2 separate regions of the Homo sapiens genome follow, and region 1 is linked to region 2. A link is a contact called in ENCODE Hi-C or POLR2A ChIA-PET data. All regions are on one chromosome and are shown on one strand. The core of a region is the stretch at or near the end of the contact, and the rest is flanking DNA. Distances in the headings are between cores, read along the strand shown. Region 1 holds the start of DIXDC1 (DIX domain containing 1). Region 2 holds the start of PPP2R1B (protein phosphatase 2 scaffold subunit Abeta).

Region 1 (5,188 bases), core at 2,117-4,616, 170 kb after region 2:
TGTTTCTCCCACTGGCTCATTCATTCCTTCAAGTAAAAATAGATTTACATTTTTGTAATGTAATCTTGCATTCTTATGTAATGTAATGTTGCATTCTTCATATGACAGTATTGCATAATGGTTAAGAACCTGGACTTTGGCTTCACCATTTAGTAGCTATTGGGTCTGTGACAAATTACTTCTCCAAACCTCTCTTTCTTTATATGTAAAAATCCTACTGTTTATGGTAATTGTGACAGTCAAATGAGCTAATACTAAGTGCTGAGTACAGGGTTTGGCACACAGTAAAAGCTCAATTTTGCTATTATTACTGTTATATATAGATATTTGGGTAGCTTTTAGTTTGTGGGGGAAATGTCTGCCATTATTGTCAAAATAATGCAGGACTGAGGAAGCCAGGTATAAGTTCAGAAATCAGGCAGCATGGCAGGGATATGCAGAAAGCAGTTTGCTGGGTTTCTTTGCCTCTGCTTCCAGGCAGAGTGAATGACAGCCCTGCAGCAGCAGAAGTGGTTCCAGCTACCCAGATGGCTTGCAGTTTTCCCACATACAAACACTATGGGATGCCTGATCATTGTCCCAGTTATTCCTAGTTCTTGTAGCTAGCCCTCATACTCTCCCAGCTCTTATGTTGATATTACAACATGGTGGGATCGGGAGGATGGAAGGAATACTAAATGTTAGTGTTGTTTGGAGCTAAAGCTCAGTTCTTCATCTGAGCCACTTTGTAAGGCCAACTAAGATAACTGTGGTGAACATCTCTTCTGAGCAAAAAAAAAAATGGACATTATATGGTCTGACAGGAATTTTGTGCTTTTTCCAAATGTGAGAGGCAGACTATGTAAAATAGTATAATTTTTGGAACACATCTTAATAGTCATATGGGAACAATAGAATGAATATTTTGAAATTGTACTATTTAAATCAAAATTAGATGCCATTAAAATTTTGGTTCCACAGTTGCATTAGCTGTAGTTCAAGTGCTCAGTAGCCACGTATGGCCACTATATTGTACAGCATAGATATAGAACATTTCCATCTTCACAGACAGTCCTAGTGAACACCATTGCTCTAGAATATGTGGTTTGTATAGTTATAGACTTTTAGGGAATAGTGCAATATTGGACCATATGCCTTATAATACATTTTAAAAAATCAATTCACTACAATTCTCTCTTAATTCCTCCAGCATGCTGTGATGGGCAGTGCAAAGAGCACAGGATCAGACCTCAGAGCCCTCTGGTTCAGATCTTAGTTTCCATACTGACTTGCTGAGTGACTGTGAGCACCTCTCCTAGCCTTGGTTGCTTTTTCTATGATATAAGGGACTTGGGCCAAGTAAGGAAGTTGGGCCAAAATGTTTTGGAGCTTTAAAATTCAGTGATTTCATAAGTCTTTTTCCAGAAACACTGAGCTCACAGATCCTACTTTGATCAAAGACTTGTTTGAGAAACGCTGACCTCTGGCATAGATAACTGTCAGCAGGATCTCCCTCTGATGTCTCAATATTTTCTGCTCTGTGTACAAAGCATGAGGGGCTCTCAACCAATCAGGATCCTCTACCCAGGGATCCACCAAGTAGGTACTTTGGTTTTGCATCATTATGCACGTAGATGTATTGCATGCAAGTCTGTGCTGTTGGAAATTTCATGCTTCTCTTTATAAAGGAACTTGTTGAATTGACATGGGTTAGTGACTCTCCGGGGGTGTTACACCACGAAGTGTGGTAGTGTCAAAGGGAGTTCTTGGCAGTTAAATTCCTCAGCTAGATTATGAAGGACAGTGGTCTTTGGACTTGTGGGCTGCTCAGGTTTAGAATGATTTGGTGTCTTAGCTTTTCCCCAGCATTAGCCAGAATTGAACCCACTACATTCAACCAGCAGCTGCCACTCAACACCTGTGCTGGCCCTCTGCCCCCTGCCTGTTGTGGTCAGGGAGATGTGTTCTTTTTCAGAAACATCTTTGTGTTTAGCAGCTTTAGACATTCAGACAAGATATTGCTAGCCTGGCTGCTCTTGGTGGATTTTCTTTTTCTCTAAGGACCTGAAGAGGTCATTAGGTTGAATAAGAGCCATTACTGACTTTTCTGGCTAAGGTACTAATCAGGATTTGAGGAGGAATCTGGGTCTTCCAGAAAATCATAAGTGTAGACTCCTAGATCCTTGAGCTGCCTGTCACTGATTGGCTGCGTCCTTGGACAAGGCCCTGACCTTCTCTGAGCCCTAATGCTCTGTAAACCCTTCCTCTCCATCTGGGATCACGAGGTGGAATGTAAAATGAATGTTTTTTCAGCTTCGAGTTTTCCTATAGAAACAAGAGTTTGCACTGAGTTGCAAATGACTAGTATTCCTAAAAATAAATAATCAAGGCTATGACTTGAATAGCTAGAAACAGCCTAGAATAGCTTTCTGTTTCACTTGAGGAAGCTTTTTACCTCTTTCAAATGCACCAGGACATTTTTGCAGTCTTTATTTTAATTAAAGCCCATTTATTTTAAAACACATTAAAATATGGGTTGTATATTTTAGCAGTTATTTTATAAAGAATGAAATAGGAAAATTTTGGAAAAGGCTTGGTCATCCTTGATGTTTCTGTTGCGATCCTGCGTGATGTTTAGCACTGTTCTATTGAATGTGTTCTGATACCATCAATAACTAAAGTTCTTTTTATCCTCTTTTCCCCCTTTCTTCCTCTGCTCTTTCTCTTTCTTATTTCTTTCCCTTCTGCTTCCTCTTCTTTAGCTTGACCTCACTGTCCAGGGCCCATGTGGAAAAAGGTTGCTGTTTTCGGTTAGTCTGGGGGAAAATCCTATGATTCACTCCCTTTCCCACCCACCTTCTGGTGGGCCGTTTGTGGCCTTAAGTTAGCAGTGTGTGTGTGTGTGTGTGTGTGTGTGTGTGTGTGTTGCGCACCCTCCCCACGGGCACACCCGCCTGCAAGCCTGGTGTGTGTGTGCGCGCGCGCGGCTGCAAGCGCATGCATACGCCAGCCGGGCCGCCTGTTTGTCAACGTGTGTGTGTGTATGTGTGTATGTGTGTATGTGTGTGTGTGTGTGTATGCACACAGCGCGCACATACAGCAGCACGTTTGCCTAAAAGCCGTGTGAGTGTGTGTGTGTGTAGCGCACGCACACACGCCCGTGCTGCGGCCCGGGCGGGGGGGGGGTGTGCGCGTGCGTGCGGGCGTGCAGCGCGCGCCCTCGCCAGCCCGCCTGGCCGTGCGGCTTTCCCGCAGGAAAGCGGGGCTGGGGGCAGCCCGGCAGCGCCGCTCAACCTAGTGCGCGCCCAGTTGTTTCCATAGGAACCGCGACCGCGCCGGGCCCCTCCAGCGGAGGCCCCCGTGCGAGCATGCCCAGTGCAAGCCGCTAGTTTGGCTCCAGTCTAGGTTTCCAGTAAGTGGCATGCGGGACTCCGGAGGGATCCCAATGAGCTGAGCCGAGAGCCTTTGTGTGCAGAGGGAGGAGGAGGAGGCGGCGGCGGCCGCCGGGCTGGAGACCCCGCCCGGGGAGCCCCCAGCAGGAACAATGCTAGCCTGCCTGACCCGAGGGAACTTACTGGACGTCCTGCAGGAGGGCTTCAATGAGGTAACTGTCCTGCTCCTCCCACTCCTCAGCTCCCCTCCCCCAGCGTCTCCCGCCCAGTCTCCGGAAGGGGTCCTCCTCCTCCTCCATCCTTTGGGGACCCCAGAGCAAATCGCCCCCAGAACCCCAAAGGGGCTAAGGTGGTACTTACGGTGCAGATGGGTGAACCAGGAGAAATCAGAAGGGCTGCCTGCCCACAGCTAAGCTGGGCCATGACCTTCCCTGGTAGCTTACCTGAGCCCAAGAGGACAGGACCACAAATTCAGAAATCACCTCCTTCCAGAAGAGGGGGTCTCCATCCTCCCTAGAGCTTCTCTCTCCAAGGAAATCCTCAGGGAATCCCTGGATATTTGGCAAAAGTGCTCATCTATATCAGGAGCTAACCAGCGGAGCCAAGGGAGGGTGGAGTGGTACTGCATTGGTAGAAAGTTTGAGAGGGCAGGGGACTGTAGATGGTCCATGTGAAGTGCCCTCTTCATGTCTGAATCTCTTTCTGAGTGCGGGGCAGTAGATTTCTCTGCAATCAAGGACATGGTTGTCTGAGAGGAGCTACTGAGCGAGAGGGGACCTGGGTCCTGGGTCCAGGGAGCCAGCGCGTGCACCGGTCCATGTGAGAGCAGAGGAACTGGGGCCTCACTCTGACAGGCAAGATGGGCTAGGGCCGACAAGGGGTCATTTCCTCCCCACTTGTTTCTCTTACAATTCTGTTTATTGCATTTGCTTTTCTTGTGACCCAGGAAATTCTGGTTTGGGATGCTTCCCCCTCAAGATTTGCTCCATACGTCTTCGACTGCAGCTAAGCCCTACTCTTGCGGGTTGTCTTAGCCCAGCATCCAGGGAAACCTAGGCTGTTAGTTGTGTCTTTCTTCATTTCTCTCTCGCTCCTTTTCCTTCCATCTCTCTCTTTCTTCTCTCTGTGACTCTCTGAAATTTAAGATTTTTAAAATCAGTTTTTACTCAACATATGAATACATTGTCTTCTTAAATATGAGCATTTGATAGGCAAGACTGAAGTGCCTTTGGCTCCCCCCACCCATTCCAGCCTTTTCTCCAGAAATAACCATTCTCATGAATTCGTGTATAAGATTTTATTTCTCCAGCTGCACTACAGACTCCTTCCTTAATTCCTGTTTCTAATTAAGAAGCTCTGCAGCCTGACCTGCCACAGAACCCTCCCCTGGTCTGGCCCCCGTGCCCTAGCGTTGTTCCTAACACAGAGGAAAACTGCAGAAATGCTGTCCCAACCTAACCGAGTTGGAATTTTCCTTTGGCCAAGGGGTGTCACAACCTTCACTGAAGGGCGGAGCTTGCATCCTGTCTGCACTGCAGGGCACCTCATCTTTGCATCCTTCCTGTCTGAACACACGTAAGGGGATTGTTAACAAAGAGCTGTAGTCTAAGAGTTGAAACACAGAAGAGCCGGGAAGCCTACCTCTGAGTGATTCCAATATTCTGGTTCCTCTTTTCTCACTCTCTGCCTTTGGGCTGCCCCTGGTCTTTAGCTGCGTAAGTCTGACTCATTCACCAACTGTGGCAGAAGCTCTTTTAGTTGTCTTATACCTCCTGCCCCAACTTAACAACAACAACAAAACTCAGCTCTTGATGGTC
Region 2 (4,783 bases), core at 1,440-3,939:
GATACCATTTACTGAAGTGGAACAACTAAATGAGAGGTGTATTTGGGGGATAAAGCTAAGTTTTGTTTTGGGTATGTTAAGTTTGAAATACCTGTTTGACATACAAGTAGAAAAAAGCATAGGCCTATATACATAGACAGAAAAAAAACTCTCTCTCTCTCTCTCTCTCTATATATATATATTCATACTTATCTATTAATCAATCTACCTCAGGAGTTCCATGGAAAAGTCAGAACTAGAGACAGAAATCACAAGAATCAGTATTACATACCCAGTATTCAAAGCTCTGACACATACACCCCTACCTTGTCCAACTGTTGAATTCCTGGTCATCCTTTAAAACCTAGTTCAGACATCATCTCCCAAGGTCTTCCCTGATCACCCGGAGTGAATCCCTTTCTCCCTTCTATTACGTGGGTATTTTGTGGGTACTTATATCTTTCCATTTACGACTGCACGGTAATTATTTGCTGACACATAAAGGCAGTGACCTCATTAGATTCATTTTGGTGGTCTTTTTTTTTTTTTAAGAGATGGGGGTCTCACTATGTTGCCCAGGCTGGATTCAAACTCCTGGGCTCAAGTGATCCTCCAGTCTCAGCCTCCTGAGTAGCTGGTACTACAGGCTTGTGCCACCAAGCCCCCTCACATTGGTCTTCTTCAACATTAACATTGTAAACTATGATGTGTCTGATAAAGTAGACTCTCAATAAATGTCAATTAAATTGAACTAAATTCATCAAACTCACAAAGTCAGAAGCAAAAGTTAAACTGACAAAGACAAAATGCTGCTAGGTGAGAATTAAAACTTCCACCATCGCGCGGGGGAACCATAAAAACAATCAAACCCTTTTTCTCCCTACATCTAAACTAATAAGTCTACAGACGCAGAAAAGGAGGACGAAGTTCTCTTATTTACAGAAAAAAAAAAAAGGAGTTGAGTGCAAAGTGCCTACAGTACTTATTCTCTCAATGACTAACATTATGACTATCTGCCCATAAAAAGATCTGCATAAAAAATGCTGCAGTGTGTCTATCACCAAACAATGTATCATTTATACTGCAAAAGTTGTAGAAGGAGGGTAGGCAGCTTATAAATACTCACCAGCAGACAGTGGGCAAAGTCAGGACCTCCCACTAGGCCAGTGAAATTTCCCAGCTGCTCAGCAAGAGCTAATAGTACCTCATCTTCATCATAAATTGTATCTGGAAGTGACAACAACAGGACTCATCAACATGGATAGCTCTCCCACAGCTGGACACTGACACAAAACTAGGAACAGATTCACTATGCGACCAGGAAGGTGACCCAGTCAAAATCCTAACAGCATTTTCTTTCTTCTCAACCGTCTTCCTGTATCTGCTTTGCACAACGAATTAGAAATTCATACTCCCGTATCAATTACTTTCAATAGCTAAATGGTTGATGTTTGAATATATCTAGCCACAACTAACAATATACTCTGTTCTGTTTCTTTTGCACAAAAAACACCTGGCTCATTTTAATGTGGGTAATAAACTCTAAAAAAGTCAGTGTTGAAAGCTACTGGAAAATGGAATGTCCCTACCTTTCTTTAAACAAAGATTCACATACCTGTAAGAAATGGCAACAATTCACTTCGGGTCCTTTCTACTCCAAGTGCTAGGGCAATTGTTGATAACTTCTTAATACTGTTGAGTCGGAGCTTCAGAAAAGAAAGTAGAAAGAAGAACAATGTAAAGAAACGGCTGAATTTAGATCAAAAGACAAAAGGTGCTAACAGGTGAAATTATGACACAGGGGTAAGAATGAAGATAACCTTTCATTTAGATTTTACTGTTAAGGAAGCTCATAAGGACTTCCAAAAAGAAGTGTAACTCGGCCTCACTAGCCGGCGGAGGATTTCCCAGGAGAAACACTCAGAAGGGACCGGAAGAGAAATGAAGGAAAGACAATACAACACCTAGGAAGTAAGATAATTTTAAAAAGAGAGCACTTTGGCAGTGGTGAAGCAGGTGAAACGGTTGAATACAACACCTGTGGTTTCAAAGAAAAGTTCCCACAGAGCGGATACACTACTCGTCCAGATTAATCGGCCATCCCACCCCCGCTTTCTACCCAACAAGCCGAGCCAGTTCCAAGCCGAGATGAAGGGATCCAGGGGCACTTCAAAGGGCTTCTGGGCATCCTGCGCCCCTCAGCCGCTCCAGCCCCGTCTCGGCCTGGCACCGCGCTTCTCCTGCTCCCTCGCCCAAGAGACGCGGCCACCTCACGGCCCGGATGGGGCGCCCAGGCGGGAAGCGGGTTCCCCGACAACCGCCCGGGAAGGGCAAGGCTCCGGGCGGACGCCTCAGGGGGTCCGAAGCAAGGTTACTAGAGAGGTACCCGGGAGGGTCGGGGCGTGTCACCACAGCCCCTCGCGGAGCATTCCCCGCCTCCCCTTCAAGTTTCTGCTACGAGTCCGACTCATTCAGTACCTCGGCCACCCCCACCGCGACGCAGGCCTTCCCCCTTCTCTACCACGCGACCAGCCGGTCTCGCCTCGGGTCCCCGGCCTCAGTCCAGTACCTGCACGTCTTCATTGCGGAGCTCGTCGATTAAAACCGCGATCGGGTATAGCGAATCATCTCCATCTCCACCCGCTGCTCCTGGGCCGGTCCCGAGCTCTGATGCGCCCGCCATGTTCTTTCTCCTCCTGCTGCTGGTCACCGCCTCCCGCCCCGCGCCCAGGCCCCGCCCCGCGCCCAGGCAGTAGGGACGAAGGCCGCCACGCTGGTTTAGCCGAAGTTGGGGAGCCGCGTTTCTGTCCCGATGATTAAGGCTCCCTTCTGACCCCCACTGCAGGAGTTGTAGGTCTGAACTCAAGAAGACGGGTGGGCTAAGAAAGCGAATGGAACCCCTGCGTCCTTTCCCCAGCCGAAAGAAACAGGGACAGGGATTCATCCAGCTCGTTGTAGTCTGAAGGAGCCAGGAACCTACCTGAATGATCTGCGCTGTGCCCTCTTAAGACTCAGGCGGACCAAAGAGAGTGCCCGAGGCCAGGAGGAAAAAGGCTTTAGCACCTCCCCTGACTTCTTCCTGGCCCTGAGCCACTGGATCTCCAGCCCTAATTTCTCCGCTCAGACTCAAACTTCCACAGAACCCCTCCACCTCTTCCCGCGGCTCTTTCTCCAGAATGGTATCTGGCTCCTGCTCCGTAAGACAAATAACGCGGGCGGTGAGAGAAAATGAACAGTGCTGTCCAAACTCCCCAGTCAATATTTTTTCCACGCAAGCTGTTAAAAACATGCTGCTCTCTTGTTTTTGTGTTTCTTTTCAGTTTGGTACTGGAATGGTGCCTTCTGTTGTATTTTCTTCCTCCCATTTTTTAGCTCTTTAGCATGCTAGAAGTACAACAATGAAGCAAAACTAGGACAAGCTTTAATCCTTCCAAATTGGGTGGGGTGGCTACTTTCTTGAGCAAGAAAACCCAAACTGGCCTCCCTAGACCTCCAAGAGTCCTCAGAGGCAGCAAGGGGAAGAGGTGGAGGTCTGGGAGCTCGTTCTTACAAACCTGAATGGAAAGTTTTCACTTACCCCTGTCAGGGTAGCACAGAATAATTAGAATGTTTTGTTTGTTTTAGACTGGAATTTAAGCAGCTTGGAGTGATAACTACATATGGTGATCACAAGCTCCGAAATGGTAATTCTATGTGCCTGATTAATAAAACTATAAATGCAGTGTAGGAGACAAACTTTTTTAAAACATGGGATTCTGAGGCCGAGGCGGGCGGATCACTTGAGGCCAGGAGTTCGAGACCAGCCTGGCCAACTTGGTGAAACCCTGTCTCCACTAAAAAATACAAAAATTAGCTGGGCTGGTGACGGGAGCCTGTAGTCCCAGCTACTCGGGAGGCTGACATGAGAATCGCTTGAGCCCGGGAGGCAGAGGTTGCAGTGAGCCAGGATCGCACCACTGTACTCCAATCTGGGCGGCAGAGTGAGACCCCGTCTCTAAAATAAATAAATAAATAAATAGCGTTCTTGGAAGTAAGCACAATAGAGCCTTTGAATGAATGAATGAAATAATGAATAAATAAATAAATAAATAAATAAATAAATAAATAAATAAATGGGGTTCTTGGAAGTAAGCACAATAGCTAGAGCCTTTGATAGTAATGAAAGTTTGGGAACCAGCAGACCTGAACAGTTTTTCTCAAATTATGTCTGCGAATGTATTCTCTAGGGTTTTAATTTTATTTTCATTTTCATATTTTTTAGATTTGTATAAGCATATTCTGAATTATTTGGGTGACCACCTTACAACCAAGTATTGCCACACAATTTCAGCACCCACATTTACATGTGTGTTTTAGTGCTGCTTTTATTGTTCTGGGATAATGAGAAAAGAACAGAGGTGGTTTTAAAATGACAATGATACTTTCATGCACAAAATGAAAGCCAAATGCATCATGAGATTGCACTATTTGGTAGTTGTAACAGAAAAATGGTGAGAAAATTAAGATATCAGGAGTCACTTGGTGGCATAGGCATGTTGAACACAAAAGAAGCTGAGCTATAGCAGGCAACACCATAGTAACAATACGACGGATGACAGTTTTAGCAAAATACATCATTTGTCACGTTAAATTACTATAATATTTTTAATTGAATAGTATTCATTTTGTGGTTTCATTTGTATTTAATTTGTAAATTTGTTGTGGTTTTTTTTTAGCTGTGTAAGAACTAGAAATAAAAGCACATTTTTCCTACTTTATATTCGTAAATTTAAATAACCACAGCATAATAAAAACAATTTAGCTA

The links. Hi-C counts contacts between places; a loop is a spot of excess contacts on that map. ChIA-PET counts read pairs that join two places held with the same protein, here RNA polymerase II (POLR2A). Pooled maps may share reads with other maps.
Region 1: a map of naive thymus-derived CD4-positive, alpha-beta T cell shows a loop between it and region 2 (2.8-fold over the local background). The contact joins the promoter of DIXDC1 here to the promoter of PPP2R1B in region 2. A Hi-C loop is called at or near these places in 7 of 168 maps with a recorded cell type or tissue (B cell, CD14-positive monocyte, CD4-positive, alpha-beta T cell and 3 more), 9 of 37 single-sample maps with no recorded cell type and 17 of 50 pooled maps. POLR2A ChIA-PET finds 5 or more read pairs at or near these places in 11 of 52 experiments (CD4-positive, alpha-beta T cell, CD4-positive, alpha-beta memory T cell, HCT116 and 6 more).

The regions. Positions count from the first base shown.
Region 1 is chr11:111,933,977-111,939,164 of GRCh38, forward strand. It overlaps DIXDC1 (DIX domain containing 1), which reads left to right and starts at 3,367. Exons shown (of 20, transcript NM_001037954.4): 1 at 3,367-3,583. The coding sequence starts at 3,524. RefSeq lists a silencer at 3,144-3,243.
Region 2 is chr11:111,763,700-111,768,482 of GRCh38, forward strand. It overlaps PPP2R1B (protein phosphatase 2 scaffold subunit Abeta), which reads right to left and starts at 2,690. Exons shown (of 15, transcript NM_002716.5): 1 at 2,549-2,690; 2 at 1,595-1,685; 3 at 1,106-1,206. The coding sequence starts at 2,662. It also overlaps a transcript of ALG9 not described here. RefSeq lists enhancers at 1,716-2,619, 2,506-2,685, 2,706-2,755.